Regions from separate parts of the Mus musculus genome. Here region 1 is linked to region 2. A link is a loop called in an ENCODE intact Hi-C map of the cell type or tissue named here. Cell type or tissue: left cerebral cortex. All regions are shown on one strand. Each heading gives the region's core, and the rest is flanking DNA. Links, peaks and the distances in the headings are about the cores only.

Evidence for each region. A loop is a pair of places that touch in the nucleus more often than their neighbours do. Peaks named below come from ENCODE experiments on the same cell type or tissue, not always from the same donor. Only the 100,000 strongest peaks of a DNase experiment are listed, where the experiment ranks them.
Region 1: a loop joins it to region 2, with 4 times the contacts of the local background. A loop is called at or near these places in 8 of 42 quality-filtered maps.

The regions. Positions count from the first base shown.
Region 1 is chr16:93,542,410-93,550,933 of GRCm38, forward strand. No RefSeq gene overlaps it. Among named protein-coding and RNA genes, the nearest start is that of Gm30695, 15 kb to the left of the region's middle. In left cerebral cortex, for the core only: a CTCF peak has its summit at 1,553 (motif pointing left); DNase peaks (open chromatin) are centred at 1,516 and 3,571.
Region 2 is chr16:93,451,057-93,459,580 of GRCm38, forward strand. It overlaps 1700029J03Rik (RIKEN cDNA 1700029J03 gene), which reads right to left and starts at 7,816. Exons shown (of 3, transcript NR_040494.1): 1 at 7,637-7,816. In left cerebral cortex, for the core only: CTCF peaks have their summits at 3,404 (motif pointing left) and 6,503 (motif pointing right); DNase peaks (open chromatin) are centred at 3,381, 5,894 and 6,188.

The DNA.
Region 1 (8,524 bases), core at 232-8,231, 91 kb after region 2:
AGTTGAATGGACAAGACCAAAGACAAAGGATTTTTCCCTCTATGAAGTGCAACTTGTCCAGGCTTTCTCCGTCTGGCCCCGCTAACATCTGGAGCAGGCGAGTCTCTGCCTGCCTGTGCATTGCACTATTTCATAGCACCAACATTGCACTGTGAATCTTAGTCATGTTCTGCCTCAATTGCAGCAATAAAAACTGACGCCAGCATCAGGCATCATCAAATACTCTGTAGGGAGTCAACATCAACACACACACACACACACACACACACACACACACACACGAAAAACAATGACTCAAGCTCATGCAAAGGATCAGACAGGAACAGGGAAAGCAGGCAAACAGGGCCATGCACTATAATTTACTGTAGCTTCAGATGCTGATATGTTAGAGAGAGATGAAGTACTGGACTCACGTTTCAACCAAGGCAGTGTATGACGAGTGCCATGCATGGCTGTTGACTGTGAATGTGTTTGTGTGAGAGCCATGTGTGGCTGTTGACTGTAAGTGTTTTCATGTGAGAGCCACGCACAGCTGTTGACTGTGAATGTGTTCCTGTGAGAGCCCTGCATGGCTGTTGACTGTGAGTGTGTTTGTGTGAGAGCCATACATGGCTGTTGACTGTCAGTGTGTTTGTGTGAGAGCCGTAGATTCCAGACAGGAGCAGCAGCCTCACTGCCTTACCAATGCCTCAGCCATCCTGTGATGTGAACATCTTCACACCACAGAATTTCACATGTAAAGACATAGCACGGGATAGCCTGTGCCTGGGCACCAGACAGTCTCTGATACACTCCATCTTCATTATTAATTTACTCATGAGTGGGGTGAGTTGGAAAAGGCAGGGAAGATGCTATGTAGGAACCTGAAGTTCACCTTAAAGGGAAAAGCCGAATGTACGTGTCACACTAAAACCCTCCAGAGGGCTGGCGAGGAGCCTGCTGGTGAAGCTTGCCTCACACGCAACAAGACCCGAGTTCTAATCCCAGAAGCCACGTAAAAAGCCCAACATGGCAGAGTGCACTTATAATCCCAGTGCCCAGGAGGACGAGACAGGAGGGCCCTGGCAGCTTGCTGGCTGGTCAGTCTAGCTGAATCAGTAAGCTCTAGGACCAGCGGGAGACCCTGTCTCAAAAAATAAGTCTGCTGAGATGACCTAGCAGGTCAGAATGCTTGCCATCAAGCCTCATGACTTGAGTTAAATCAATAAATAAGAGTTAAAAATAAAGTTGGGAACAATTGAGGAAGATACCCAACATGGACGGCTGGCCTCTGCATGCAAGTGTACCAAAACACACACACACACACACACACACACACACACACACACACACACACATACACCACACCCCCCTTTAAGCATCTGAAGCACACAAATAATAGTAGGAACTGTAATACTACATGTGCTAATTCCTACGTAAACCGTGAGAACACAGCCCGCCTACGTGTCTCGTTTCTACACCCAGAAGAACGCAGAGCCCATTTCAACACCCAGGGCCCTATTAACTTTGATAGAGCATTTTCGCCATCTAGTGGTAGCTTTGAGAGTTGTCTCCAAAATGCACATCCACTGTGAACTTAAGAGACCTCCAAACTGATGCTCAGCTGGTGCCAGATTTTTGTAATTTTGAAGGGAGGAAAACTAGTATATCATTTAAAAGCTGAGTGACTTCGAAACAAAAATAAACCAAATCAATATTTTCATCTTTAAAATATTCCCAGACAAGTAAATGTCACTAATTCTCAGAAATATTTTTAAGTGTGTCATAGTGTGTCATCTCGGAGACAGAGCACAGCAGGAAACCGAAGTCAAGGGTCAAAGAAGGGAACAGTAGGATGCAAAGGTCATTGTCACATCTCATAGGAGCCAGAAAAGAGGATTACATAATTATATTGAAAATATATATGCACACATATAAGAAATATATACATGCAATCTAAGATTAAAAGTGTTATCCCTGAAAAAATATTATCTGAGATAAAATGTTAAATTCATCTAAAGATAGACTGGATGCACCAAACTCAGATGTAGCTAGGTAATTGTGTTGATAAAAAAACATCTCTCTTTAGTACCCAGAGACGGGGCTCCAAGTGCTCGCTGCTCCTGCAGAGAAGTGGAATGTGTTGCTCAGCCTGAGGGATGACGTCAGCTAGTTCCAGGGATCAAACGCCCTCCTCTAGATGTTGCAGTCACTGCACATATTGGGGCACATACGTATGTGCAGGCAAGACACCATACATATAAATACAAATACATCTTTTAGAAATATTTTTTCAATCACATTTTTTGTCTTCGTATCTTTTTTTTTTTTAAGACAATGTCACTGTGTAACCCTGGCTGGCCTAGAACTCTCTATGCCAACCAGGAACTCACAAGAGATGTGTCTGCTCCTGAGTGCTAGGATTGATGAAAGGTGTGGGTGTGTGCCACCAGGCCTGACCTTTCTCCAATACCTTTCTTTTTCCAGTATAATGATCTTGTGTCTCTATTTCTCAAGCACTTTAGCTGTTCTCTTCCTTTCCATAATAATGTCATGGGAAATGCCCAGTTTCACTTGTTAATCTGACACACACTTGCCAAACGGCTCCTACATGCCAGGCATTGGAACGCCACAGGGTCTGGAAAGTGCCCTGTTCTGATGGGCATCCTGTAACTGGGAGGACAAGTGGCCCAGAAGCAAATATGTCACAAGTGATCCCCACAGGGCAGACCATTGTCTCACCTGATTCCCTGAGCACTGTGCGATGTGTCTTATTCCATCACACAGAGGATGAAAGCTCAGCCTAAGAACAGTGATGGGATCCAAAGTCAGATCTGGCTTCTCCAGGTTCCACCCTAACGACACCCACACATTTTCCTGTAACCTTTCTACAGTCAATGTAGCCAGCACACACTTGTGGCCAGGTATGGGTAGGGGATAATGCCAGGCCCTGGAGGTGCAGATAGGAATCAGGTCCTACCTCCACCAACAGAGGCAGCCTGCTCCAATTGGATCATGCAGTTGCAAAGTGCCCAAGAGCACACTTGCCAGAATTTATTCAAATTCAGCTACAACATACTGGGAGAATATTAACTCTAATTTAAACTTTTAATAAGAGTCTAGTTTGGAGGCTGGAGACGTGGCTCGGTGGTTTGGAGCACCTGCTGCTCTTCCAGAGGACCAATATCTGGTTCCCAGCACCCTCATGACAGCCCAGAATCATCTGTAACTCCAGTTACAAGAAATCCAACACTCTCTTCTGGCCCCTGTGGCTTCCTGCACACATGTGATACACATTGCACACATGTGATATACATGCATATATTTAGGCACATGCACACACAAAAAATAAGTATTTTTTAAAAGAATAAGTTTGATTTGTCAAAGAAAGTTATCTATTGATTCTGTGGTTTACTTGTACAAAAGAAAGATTAAGTTAGGGTCAATTTGTATTCTGTAGGGGTTTTCTCCCGTTTTATTTAGAGCCATAATGGAGCCAATTGCTAGGATTTTCAGGTCATCAAACAGCAACTGAAGTGGAACCATTGCCTCTGTGCTGAGAGGCTCAGTGCTGCGGAACACTGTGTTATGAATGCTAACAAGAGACACAACACTGCAGCAAATGAAAGGCAGAGCTTCTGAGGAACCCATGCTCCCCAACCCAAGATTGCCTTCCCGTGCTCCTCAATCCAAGACTGCCTGCCAGTGCTCCCCAACCCAAGACTCCCTGTGCTCCCCAGCCCAAGACTGCCTGTGCTCCCCAGCCCAAGACTGCCTGCCAGTGCTCCCCAATCCAAGACTGCCTGCCAGTGCTCCCCAACCCAAGACTGCCTGTGCTCCCCAACTCAAGACTGCCTGCCAGTGCTCCCCAACCCAAGGCTATCTCTTACAAACACCCTGACCAATGATCATGGATAGCCGAGCAGTGCAAGTCAGTTGTTAGGCCAACTACTGCCAAGCATTTCCTGGCAAAGCTTTGCTTCTCTTTCTGGTCTGAGATGCGTTGTTTGCTTGGTGAAATCCAAAGACATGAGAACCTCCTATGGTAAATGTTGATATAAGGAAAATGTCCTAGGTGACCAGCCGTATTTATCAAGGTATTATTTCCACCACCTGCATGGAGTTTACCAAGTAGGCGGGGTAGGGTCGCTATCTTGTGTGCGTTCAGCTTGAGTTGCCTGGATACCATGTCTTGGGCTCAACAGGGAACATAAATCTAACTGTGCCTCTCTTTACTTCAGCCATAGGAATTCCAAGTTAGATCATATCACCGGGCCACGTGAGCAAGCCCTATGCATTCTAACTCTCCGTGTGGCTTGCCCAAGCTGCCCTCTGCAACCAAAGGCAGGAAGCATCCCAATTAAAAAGATGTCTTAGAGTCTCATCATACATGGGCAGCTTTCAAGACTTCCTCCCTTCTCAGGCCTCGGTTTGAGGTCAATCACTTCTAATTGCTGGCGATAGAAAGGAGTTGATTGCTAATTCCCTTTCTGTAGCTAAATTGCTGGCACATGTTAATAACATCCTCGTAAGTTCCATTTGTGGTCGGCCATCAGGACCCATTAATTCTAAGATATGTTTGGCTTCCATAAACCAAAAACAGAGAGGGAATTTGGGGGAAAAAATCAGCCTAGAAAGGGGCATGGCTGTACATTCCATAGTAGAGATAAAACTTTACAGTTGTCACTACTGAGAAACCTTAAAATACTACCAAAAACTGTGAGAAAAAGTGTGTGTGTGTGTGTGTGAACATGAATGTGCCTGTATGTGCATGCATGTGTGTATGTGAATATGCAGGCATGCATGTACGTACATGGGCACCTGTGCGTGTATCTAGAGTGATCTGCTGTTGCCTAATTCTGCTCCTGGGTAGAGTGGGTGGAGATGGTAAGAAGAGGCTGCTGTAACCGATGACTGGTAGCAAGCTCAGCAGCAGAGAGCAACTGGGGGGGTGGGGAGGGCAGGAACTGCAGGGAGCAGAGGCAGCTGGGCTGAAAGGGGAAGCTGAGACAATGCAGAGTCAGGCCTTGGATGAGGGAAGGCTGCAAAGAGTTAAAGTTAAGAGGCAGCAGCAAAAGTTGATGCCAGCTGCTGCTATGAGCTAAGGGTCCCAACATCCAGAGCTTAAGAGATATGACCTGACCCACGGAATCCTGCTGCTATGATCCATACACGAGGGTGGTCCCACTGTCTGGGCCCAGGGCAGGAAGCCTCCCAGCCTGCGCCTCTTGTGGGGAGCTTGGGACTATATGCCCAGTCGTGGGGACCCAGATCTGGAACTCAGAGCTATATGCCTCTGGGTCTGTTAGTCCAGCCTACATCTGGGACAAAGAGACCCAGAAGTCCCACCGCCACTGTTTGCTTACTTACAATTTTAGCCTAAGAGGAGCAAAGGAACCCAGACTGTGCATCGGTAGCAGAAGAGAAAAGCCCACTCACCCCTGTACACTTTTTTTTGTAATTTTTTATGAGCCTATGATTATTCCCAAACATAAGGTTAAAGACAAAATAGAATGAGTTCCATGCAACCTGCTTTGTAACTTCACCGAGGTAGTGGGGACAGGTGCTTACATTCTCTGTCATACCCAACTTTCTGACCTCGCTACTGTCTACCCGGAGCCACTTCAGGAATCTAATTATGACTAGATGTTCCTCTTGGCTCCCTTCTAACCATTTACAAGCCAGATCACTGTGCATCCTCTCCAGAGACAGCTGGTCAGGACGAATATTGTAGCAGCTTGCACAGTTTCTCCCCGTCTCCCACACACAGGCCTCCCTAACCCCAAGCTATCACTACACTAAGCTGGATCATGGGCCAGGAGGAAATGCTTTGTTGACAGGCCAGTTGTCCCCTCAAGACTTCTGGTCAGCAGTAAAGCCCAGGGCATGCACACCCAAGACCACAGGCAAAGAACCACAAGCCAACATTTTCTGTCACCACATCCAAAGTATCTTCCTGTTATACAAAGAAGCAAGCCACCACACCACTGCCACCACCACATTCCTGATACCACCATACTGTCACCACCACATGGCCAGAACTGTACAAAGTGCACTTAATCAACAGAAAATATCTTCGTGTTATAACACTGGGATAATTTCTCATCCCTCTAAACTATCCCCACCCCCAGAGAATGTCTGACAGGACTGACTGGTTGGAGTTAAACAACCAGATTCAGATTTTCAAACAAACAAGCGAGCAACTATTCAGCTTCTTGAGAGTCTGAGTGGATGGCAGACACCACTGTGGAGCAAGAAGAGGCTCTGCACCAGGAGGTGGAGTTGAGTCGGGACCGTGGAACATGATGGTATGGGGTGTGTGCTCCTCCTACCCTGGTCCATCCGACCCTGTGCTCTGCATCCTGCTTGCTGATACCATTCCCCACAGAGAAAGAAAATCTTAAAGAAATGTTTAAGAAGAGGAGCCCTCAGATTCCCACAACTCCACACTTGGCACTTTCAGTGAGTACTGTAAAGACAAATGAGGGGCAGAAATTCAGGGGGAACAACCCGAGGGGCCGCGCCCAATACACCCAACTGCCAGGAAGAAAAGAAGTAGAAACCAGCTTTCACTGCCTTCTAAACACGAGTGTGCAAGAGAGGGAAGGAGAGAGAATTCACGTTGTTTGTCTTAAATATGACACGGCCAGACTCTGTCTGGTCATTGGGCAGCTGGGGGGTGGGGTGGGGAAGACACAGGAGACACACAGAGAGAGACATCCCATCCTGTCTCCATTGCTTGTTTTAGTTTGGTTTGGTTTGGTTTAGTTTGGTTTGGTTTGGGTTTTTTTGTTGTTGTTGTTTTGTTTTTTGTTTTTGTTTTCTTAGCAGAAAGATGTGTGTGTTGGCAGAGCATTTTCCAATCAAACTCAGACTTACACTCCCAGCCAGTAGTTGGGTAACAGTAAGACAGTCAGGTCGGCAGCTGGACAGAGATAAAAGAAGCAGGTGAGAGATGTTGTCCTTTTGGAGAAAGACCACAGAGTTCCGGGACTGAGCGAGTGCGAGGACACGCCTCCATGTTTAACACAGACCCAGACTACAGAAACAGGCCCCTCAGACGGCCACACTTAGCCTGACCCTAAGCTGATAAGTTCTCATTTCAAAGGTGACTCATAGAACACTGTCTCCAGAAAGAAATTCGCTCGGAAACGTGAGCCAATCATAAACAAAGGGCCCAGCTGGCACTTGAATGGGCCAGTGCCTCAAATGGGGCGTAGGATTTAGTCAAAATATCAAAGGACTTTAAAGCAAGCAGTTCACCTTGAAGTGGCTGTGGATGTGACCTGAGTCCCAGATGGAGATGGGCGGGTGTCAGAACTGGGTCCCACAGCAGCTGGAGGCAAGTCCACTGGAGCAAGCTCAGCGCAGGCATCTCCTTGCTCCCTCAAACTTCAGCCATAGAGAAGGAAAACAGGCATATCTCCATTGCTAAAACGGAAATTACCAGTGCTCATACTTCCGAAAGCGCTCACTATACACAGAGAAATGGGGGAGGGGCAGACGGAGAGGTGGGGAGAGACAGAGGCAGAGGGGATTTCTGCAATGCCAACTTTGGCCTTAGGGGACACAGTGGGTGGGACAAGCCAGGGCCATGGGTGTGAGTCAGGACTCTGCCTGATGCTTTCCTATCTCTGCATCTCTTCATTGGGAATAAAGTCAGGTGGCCTCGCTGCCTCAGGAAGCCGCTATGCAAAGCCAGGTTCCACTGCAACTCCTAAAACACAGAAAGGCAAACTGAGTCTGCAGCCCCAGAGAAAAGAGCCTGACATTCAACTCAGCCTGCCCTTTGGTTCTTGAGAGGTTTTGTTTTACAGGGGTTGGGGCATTTACATCCTAACCTGTTTCTCTTGCTCTTGTGTTAAGAGTCTAAGGTCTGGCTTACCTAGCCTAGGTCAGCCTTGAACTCCCGGTCCTCCTGCTTCAGCCTTTTGAGAGGCGAGATGACAAATGTGTACCTTGAGACTGGGAAGGCGGCTCTACATTTCGGAGCACTTGCTGCCTTCCCAGCACCCAGCTCCGGTGGCTCACAACCTACCTACAGCTCCAGCTCCCATGGATCTGAGGCCTCTGGCCACAGGCACCTGCGGTCATAGGCACTCACAAGCAGACACACACCTACAACTATTTAAAAATAATAAAAATATTTAAGTGGATCTTTGTGACAAGCTATCTAACCATTTTCAGTGTGCCCTTCAGTAGTGTTGAGTACATCCCACCATCGTACAACCATTAGCACAACTACATATCCAGGGCTCTTTCTGTTTTGTAAAACTGAAATTACAATCCATCAAAGAGTACACCTCGCACACACCCGCAACACTCAGACCCCATCAAAATACCCAAGCACTCACACACAGCACACACCAAAACTCACATACACCCTAACACTCATAACATACACCCCAATTCGTGTGGACCCCACAGCTCTCCAACCTCCGATGTTCACACCACCCAACTCTCACCCCTCAACATGCTCACATACAACTTCACCTGTGCCTGATACCCCAACTCTCACAGTACCCCAGCTCCTAAACACTTCTAC
Region 2 (8,524 bases), core at 180-8,179:
TGACCTTGATGAAGCTGCCTGGGAGTGACAGAGGGTGACATAGGCTGAGCACATCGCCATGGGTCAAACCCAGAGGCCTCCTGGTCACCGAAGGGAAAGGCCTTCCTGCATTCATACAGCAGAAAAGGGTGAGGATGGGGCCCACCGCTGTGGTTTAACACATCCCATAAGGTTCCTGTTTCAGAAACCTTGTCCTTCAGGCATTGGGAAGTTGACCTGAAGGTGTTAGTGTCCCGGGACTCTGTCTGCAGGGCCTCAAAGAGGCTGAACCTTCTTTAAGGAAGTAGCTTTGTGATGGAAGCGAGTTTAAGCACCTCTTCTCCTTCCAACTCGCACTCCGATTAAGCTTCCCCCATACAATACAAAGTACCGAGGCCTGGGTCAGATGCGAGCTCTCTTGGTCCTTAGACATCCCAGCCTCTAGGGATATGAAGACACCTCTGTTCTTTATAAACACAGTCTTGGGTATTCCATGATAAGACACAACAGGAAAGAAGGTTGGCAGGGTGGTGTCATCTGGTCTGACACACGTGAGCTGCCATATGAAGTGGCTTAATCATCTCATGGTCCTAGAGGCTACAAGCCCAAGGTCAAGTGGATTAGCCAGGGTTCTCAGCTAAGCAGAACCCACATAGAGCAATGTGTGCACGGCGATTGGCTGTGAAGACAGGATCTCATAATATGGGGGTGGGAGGCAGCACAAGGCAGTAATTGCCAGTATGCAATCTAGACTGCAACTCGGATATGGAGGATCCAGTGTCTGAGGGTGGGAAAAGATGGGTGTCCCCACTCACAGAAAGATAAGAGGGAGTCAGCATTTCATCTGTTGGACCCTCAGTGGACTGGGTGGTGCCTGTGGGGATTGATGCGAGCTCTTTCAGTCTGTCCAAATGCTACCCTCCTGTAGATATGCTGGAAAGGTTCTACCAGCTGTGCGGTCATGTCTTCATCCAACTAAATAGGCACAAAATTAACCATCTCACAAGATGTCAGCAGGACTAGTTTCTCCTTGGCTTCTGGGTGATCAACTCTTCAGATAAGGGTCTCCATTAATGGCCTCAGTTTAATGTGACCACCTCTTTAAAGACTATTGATACATAAGGGTCACATTTTTGAGGGTTCTTAGTCCAATTTCCAGGCCTAAATAAGTTTTCCGACCCAAAATGGCAGACAGTGATCCTAAAAACCTGACAATCTCTCTTTATACACGAGCCACCGTTCCTTCGTCATCACTCTTATCCAACAAGACGAGGGCTGATGCCTGCTGGGTCCACCAGCTAAGGAACCCACCTGCTTCCCCAGGTGTCTGATGTTTTCTAGCAACATACATATTGGACAGTGGTAAATACCCACACTGGGTTTTCTGGTGTGTTCTGGTGTGTGAACAGGGCTTGGGGAAGGTTTTATTTAGAACACTTCTAGCCCAAGCCATAATAATTTCCCATCCTGGGGCAGGGGCAGGGGCAGGGGCAGGGCCAGGGCCAGGGGCAGGGGCAGGGGCAGGGGCAGGAATCAGAATCTGTAAAGTGTAGAATAATCCCTAGCATCAAGGCTGCACACAGGCAGCCCCTACCCAACCACTTCTTGATTAAACAGTCTGCTCACTCCCTATGGGAAACAGATGGGTCCTGGGAGATCATATAGTGTCCACTGAGACAAGTAGCCCCCAGCTGCTGCAAGGCCTCCTGCCAGACGCTCCGTCCTCACAGATCACAGGCTCAGGTACATGGCGTGCAGCCTTTGATCTGGGGGAGCAAGTTCTTTTCATCTCTGCCAAAAACAAGGGTCAGGGACCATCATATTTGCTCAGAAGAGACAATAGTATTCCCTTACAGTGTTGATCCAGGGCTGTGTTAATACCCTCCCTGCCCCCTGTCATAATATAGTCTGAGGAGACAAGACCCAGCTGAGCCACTGAAGAATGGCAGCCTGGAGAAGATATCATGTGAACCAGACGTGGCAAAAATGGTAAGTCACACTCGTGCAATAAAAAAAGTAATGTTGCTGGGGATTTGAGAGCCCAGCCATCACTTATAAAAGGTCTGGGTTCCAGGGCATGCTGGGGCACCTTAGCCAAGGGGAAGAACAAATTACTGCCTCTTGGTCTTCCTAGACAGAGGATGTACCACACCTAGTCGATTCCTTTGGGGTCTGAGAGACACTGACTTCCCAGCAGGGAACACTTTTCATACCCTATAACCCGATAACAATACAGAAGATGCCAGTTCGGATGGGAGAGGAAAGAGTGGAAAGGGTCCACAGAAGGTCCAGGCTACAGGGCAAGTGGCCGGCCCCAGTAGCTCCTCCCTGTGATCCAGCGGCCCTCGTGATAGAAAGTATCGCGGTGAAGCCAGCACAAGAACTGTGGAGTTTGGGGGATCTGCTGTAGGACTACGACAACCAAGAACAGAATTCTGGTATACCAGTGTGGGAGAAGAGGATGGGTCCTGTCGGTGCACATTCCTGATGGCGGTTTCCTGTATTCAAACGTACATGAACAGAGACACACTTCCTTCCTTTCTAAAAATAAATAGGTATTAGAGAAACGTGGCAAGTCGGCGGCATGGTGGGAGATCGTAGAAACTGGAAAGTTGTGGCAAGGGCTATAGAGCACTAAAGAGAAAGACTCCAAGCCTGCTCGTGGCAACTGGAAGAGGTGGAACACCCAGCCATGGCCAGTCACTCAGTGACCGCAAAGCCACACAGCTGGGCAGCCCCAGCAGCATCCATTGTCAGATGGAGGCTATGATAGCTTATGTTTGTTTTGTGGCTATAACTAAATACCAGAAGCTGGATAAACCTATAAAGGGCAAATATTTGCTTTATTCAGTAGAGACTGGGAAGTCTCAAGATCAACAGGTCGTCTCCTGGGCATCCAGTCCCTGGTCCCACACCAAAAGTTCAGAAATGGAAGGTCTGCATGCAGATCTCAGAAACTTCGTATGGAGATCTTTGGGCAATTCTGGTAATACAGGTCCTTAAGCCAGCGTCTCTGAGATCCCTGAGGCCGTAACAAATGACAAAACAGCAGATGCCAACACACAGGATGCTGAGTGCTTGAACACAGAGCTACTCACTCTCTGCTGAACTGTAGAACTCTTCATCTTGTTTTATGGCTGAGAAAACTGAAGCTAAGTCAAATCCCAAGGCCGTAGAACAGCCAATGATAAGAGTCAGTATTTGCACTTGACCTAACTCTAGATGCTTAGCCAGGAGGCCGTAGTCAAGAAAACTCTTGAAGGCAGTTAAGGAAAGAGAAGGGGGCTGAGAAATCTATAACCCAAGAGGCACTTGCAGCTCACAGGACCAGTTTACCTACAAGGAAGGCAATTAGTTTTGCCAAGTAACTTTTGCAGCGCGGCAGCCACTTGCAATAGCGCATGAGCGCCACCTAGTGGCCACAAAGAATTGCTGATACAGTAACCTCTGCCTGAGATCACCCAGGATCTGCTCAGTACAGACTCAGCTACTAAAGCTTAGCAGACGCAAGGTTCTAGATCCAGGAGGAGAAAGTCCTTCACTTTTAGAAGAGGTTCTTAAAATACAGTTTGATTTTAAAAATGAAAATAGCTACAAAAAGCACAGCCAGTGGGAATGATAGCACTAATAAATGAAAAAAAAAAAAGCCATATGCAAATCATTGGTGTGTGTGCTTATAAAGAACTTAGTGCAACTATAACTAACACTGTGTCCTGACTGGTCACTCCTGAGTCTTTAAGATGCCATCCTGCTGCCACTGTTACCCTAGGAGACCTCTGGGCCCCTTGACAAGATGAAAGGGGCAGAGGCATTTTGACGCCTCTCTACCCCATTTCCTTCCAAGGTCTACTGGACCCAGATGAACAAAGGAGTTGGAGACTTGTTTTGGCATGATTGACAGGTGCATGAACCATGCTAAGTAAAGGAAAATAGACACAACTAGACTGCAGAACATTCCTTTTAAATAAAATACCCAGGATGGGTCAACTGTTGAGTTTTAAATACACATAGTATGTACATGTGATATACACACACATCATACAGTGTATATACATGCATTATGTCATATCTTAGTCTTTTAGATAAGAGTATATGGGAATGTGGTAGTGAGTTCTTGGAACACCAGCTTAGCTGGATTAAGGAAGTCTGATGATGGATAAAGCATGATTATTCTTTAGCTCTATCACTGATATGTAGCCCCCCACCCCCACCCCTGCTTTGTGGGCTCTGAGCCTTTTCTCTTGTGCTGAGGGAAGGCCCCAGTGTCTGGCATCCCGTAGGAATCACTGAGCTGCCAGTCTGTGAGAAAGTTCCAGAAGACTTCCCTGATTTCATAGCTTGGGTGGAGCCGGCTTGCCCTCAGTGTGGGTGGACTTTATGCAGTCGTCATGTCCCAAATGGAACAAGAGGTGGGAAGGTGCCATTTGGGCTATCCTCTGCCCCAAGATATCAGGACTATGGGCTGTGAACTTCAGGATTCACACCAGAGACTCCAGGGCTCTAGGACAGGGCTCTCAGCCTCAGACTGACAGTTATACCATCCACACCTCTGCAGGTCTCCGGAACCTCTGAACTTGTGATTGTCATACAACTGACTTCCCTGGCCCTCTATCTGTGTATCACAGCCTCTCCTAGGCTCCCTAATTGAGAGAGCAAATTCTCTAAGTTATTTCCCATAACTCCTTCTCTCTCCTAAATAGAGATGGATAATGGCAGATAGAGATAGATTGGTGATAGATAGATAGATAGATAGATACATACATACATACATACATACATACATACATACATACGATAGGTAAATAGATAATAGTTATGGTAGATGATATAGGTGACTATAGATATAGATAGATGAAAGATAGATGATAGATGATAGATATAGCTAGATGATAGATAGATAGATAGATAGGATAGATACATATAGATGATAGATAGATGATAGATGGATGGATGATAGATGGATGGATGGATTAGGTAGACAGACAGACAGACAGACACAGATAGATGATAGATAGATAGATAGATAGATAGATAGATAGATAGATAGATAGATAGATAATGGATGGATGGATGGATGGATGGATGGATGGATTAGGTAGGTAGGCAGACACAAAGATAGATAGATAAATAGATGATAGATAGATAGATAGATAGATAGATAGATAGATAGATAGATAGATAGGATAGATAGATAGATAGATAATAGATGGATGGATGGATGGATGGATGGATGGATGGATGGATGAGGTAGGTAGACAGACAGACAGAGATATAGATAGATAGATAGATAGATAGATAGATAGATAGATAGATAGATAGATAGATAATGGATGGATGGATGGATGGATGGATGGATGGATTAGGTAGGTAGACAGACAGACAGACAGACAGATAGATAATGGATGGGTAGATAATAGATAGCAAGGGAGACAGATAGACAATACACACAAAGGTAACACAGACAGAGGAGGCATGGGGACAGGGTGAGAAATAACCGTTTGTTGACATCTCCATCTCCAACGGGGGCCTTGTCTATTCATTTAGGGACCCTTGGCTACTCTGCCGCCTTCCTTCAAACAAGGCTGATAGAGACAGAGTGTTAAATAGATTATGCGTTGGTGGCTGGGATAGAAAGATAGAACTCATCTTCAGCAATGAAGTGTTAGAGAATCAGCTAGAAAACAAACTGGTCAGACTTGACGTTGCTGCTGCGTGAAGCAGGCTTCCGGCCATGCGTGGAGGAGGTCGGACCCCTCTAGGATGCTTCCAGCCTCAGGGTCCTGGCATGAGAAACCCAGTCTGGGAGCATCCAGGGCTTCCTTCATCTGTGGACCTTTCTCTCCAACATCAGAAGGAACCCGGCAGTTGGCCAACAGGCACACATTCCAGACACACACCCAGCTAATGAAAACCACACACAGGCGGGAAAGGAGATGAGCATTACCTGCGCCACGGACAATCTGGAACGAGGGAGGCAGATGGAAAATCGCCTCAGGGACTTTACTCAGAATCTGCTACATCTAAGCAGGAATCGAGTTTCTCAAAAATAAAACCGTTCTGTTTACAAACATACTGTTTTTGCCAAAGAGAATTCTTTATTTTAGGTGCTTTGGGAAAACTGCAGAGTCCTTGAGTTTAGGGCCAAAGACGCCCAAAATGTTGCAATCCTAAACCTTTGGCCGTGACAAAAACATGTTTGCAAGTGGAAACTTTTCGGTGTGGGGCTTCTCCTGCTGTTTTGTTTGGGTGTGTGTTTGCTTGCTTGCTTGGTGCCAAAGGATTTCCTCCAAGGCTTCCCAGAAGCAGGGAGCTGGGGTCAGCACTCCTTGGTGTGTTGGCCTCCGGCCACTTGTGCCCCTCCTCAGACAAACTGAACAGTTTGAGAAGGGGGAAAAAAAGTCAGCTTGGGGAGCTATTGTCTCCCTGCCTCCAAAGTAGTTGGGAATTTTTGTTTGTTTTACTGCTGTTGTTTTGCTTTTGTTTTTTAAGATTTCCTTGTTTTATGTATGTGAGAACATTGTTGCTGTCTTCAGACACACCACAAGAGGGCATCAGATCCCATTACAGATGGATGTGAGCCACCATGTGGTTGCTGGGAATTGAACTCAGGACCTCTGGAAGAGCAGTCAGTGCTCTTAACCACTGAGCCATCTCTCCAGCCCCTTCAAGTGTGTGTGTGTGTGTGTGTGTGTGTGTGTGTGTGTGTGTGTGTGCCACATGCAAGGCTTTTTTGGGTTTTTGGGTTTTTGGTTTTTTTGCTGTTGTTGTTGTCGTTTGTTGTTGTTTGTTTTTTGTTTTGTTTTGTTTTTTGATTTTTTTGTTTTTTTACCCTTGGTTCTGGCAATCTAGATTCAGGTCCTCATTGTTGCATCCAGCACCCTCCCAACCCTGCCTTTAGGGGAGAATTGGATGTCCACAGTTGACTCTCCATTAGCCAGCCCTTCCCTTTCCACCTCTCGGCTATACCAGTGACAGTTTCATATATTTACAATGGCTCTTGGCCTATCAAAACCAGGCATTGAGGGAGGCCCAGCCCCTCAAATAGATCCTCATGGGAGGCAGGGACAATGGCTGTGCCCTCAGCCTCTGGTTCACTCTGAGTGTGCTGGAAGCCGCTCGCTCATTCTGCTCTTTGCCTCTCAATTGGTCGCTCTGAGAGAATAAGGAGTCCAAGCAGCACACCCAACACAGGACAAAGACAAACCGAAGCAGGAGACCGGGGGCTGGACCTGATGGAGTACTGAGGCCAACACAGGGCTCAGGGCGGCACTCAGCCTAGACGGGCAGCTGAGAGAGAAGAGAACGGCACCCAAGTAAGTCCTGAGAGTCCAGGGGAACCGAGTTCAAGGGCCACCGTGGTTACCTGGGTAGCAGCGGGCTGTGCACCAGCATCACACGGCACTCCACCGTCATCCATCTTCTCTAGAGCGACGCCCAAACTCCCTCAAACTCCCTCTGAGTTCAGTGAGGACCTCAGCGCCTCGTGAGCCAAACATGATGAGCCCATCTTGAGAGTCAGAAAGGGCGTTCCGTCCCCGTGCCCCCCCCCCCCACCTCTGTTCCTTGTGATCCGTACTACCTCTGAGTCAGGACTGTCCTGTGTCTTCGACCACACGGGGACGGGGACTGTGCTTTCTGCCTACAACACTCTACTTACATCGGCCTAACTTCTGCTCGTTTTCAGACCATTTCAGACAGCCTGTGGGTCACCAGGTCTCCTCCTCCAGGAAGCCCCATGCTTTCGCCAGCAGCAGTGATTCCCACTGGCCAAAATAACAATACATTAAAGAGACCTCAAAGGTAAGCAATGGTGTTGACATCAGAAACTGGTCGCCTCGGAATCCAGCGATGAGGTCACCCCTAGGCAACAGGGACGCTCATGCGTCTGTTGCCATGGCAACCGCCACACATCATTCCCCCCCCCCCCCCCCAATGTGCGCCTCACCTGCGCACTTCACCTGCGCACCTGATATTCATGGTTACATCCCGGCCTGAATAAAAGGCAGGGCCCCAGACCCCTCTCCCCTTCTTTGTTCCCCTCATTCCTCCTCCTCACCCCCTCTTTCCCCAGTAAATCTCTTCTCATAGAGCTGTGCTGCTGTGGTGTGATCTGTCCAGATACAAGCCACCTTCTAACACAACAGTTGGGCAGTGGTACCACGCGGCCAGCAGGCCAGCAAGAACCCTGTCCCTTGGGAGAGCTTCAGCTGCTGGGTGGTAGCGAGATGTCTGTCACTGTTGTGGGTGGTAGCGAAATGTCTGTCACTGTGGCAGACGCTACATTTCTAGAAACGTGAGTTTTCCTCTCTGCCTCTCCAGCCTGAAGGGAGGAGCATCCAGATCTCTGCCTCCGCCAGAAATCCTCTTACAGGATGTGAGTGTTGGGGGAGGGGAGGCATTCGGTAATTTCCCTCTCTACCTTGCTGCCCTGAGACAGCATCTCTCTGAATCAGAATCTGCTGCTTTGAGCAGGCTGGTTTGTTCCACACTCTCTGCATTGGCCCGTCTCTGCCCCCAGTGCTGGGCCTGAAAACACTGGAGTTTT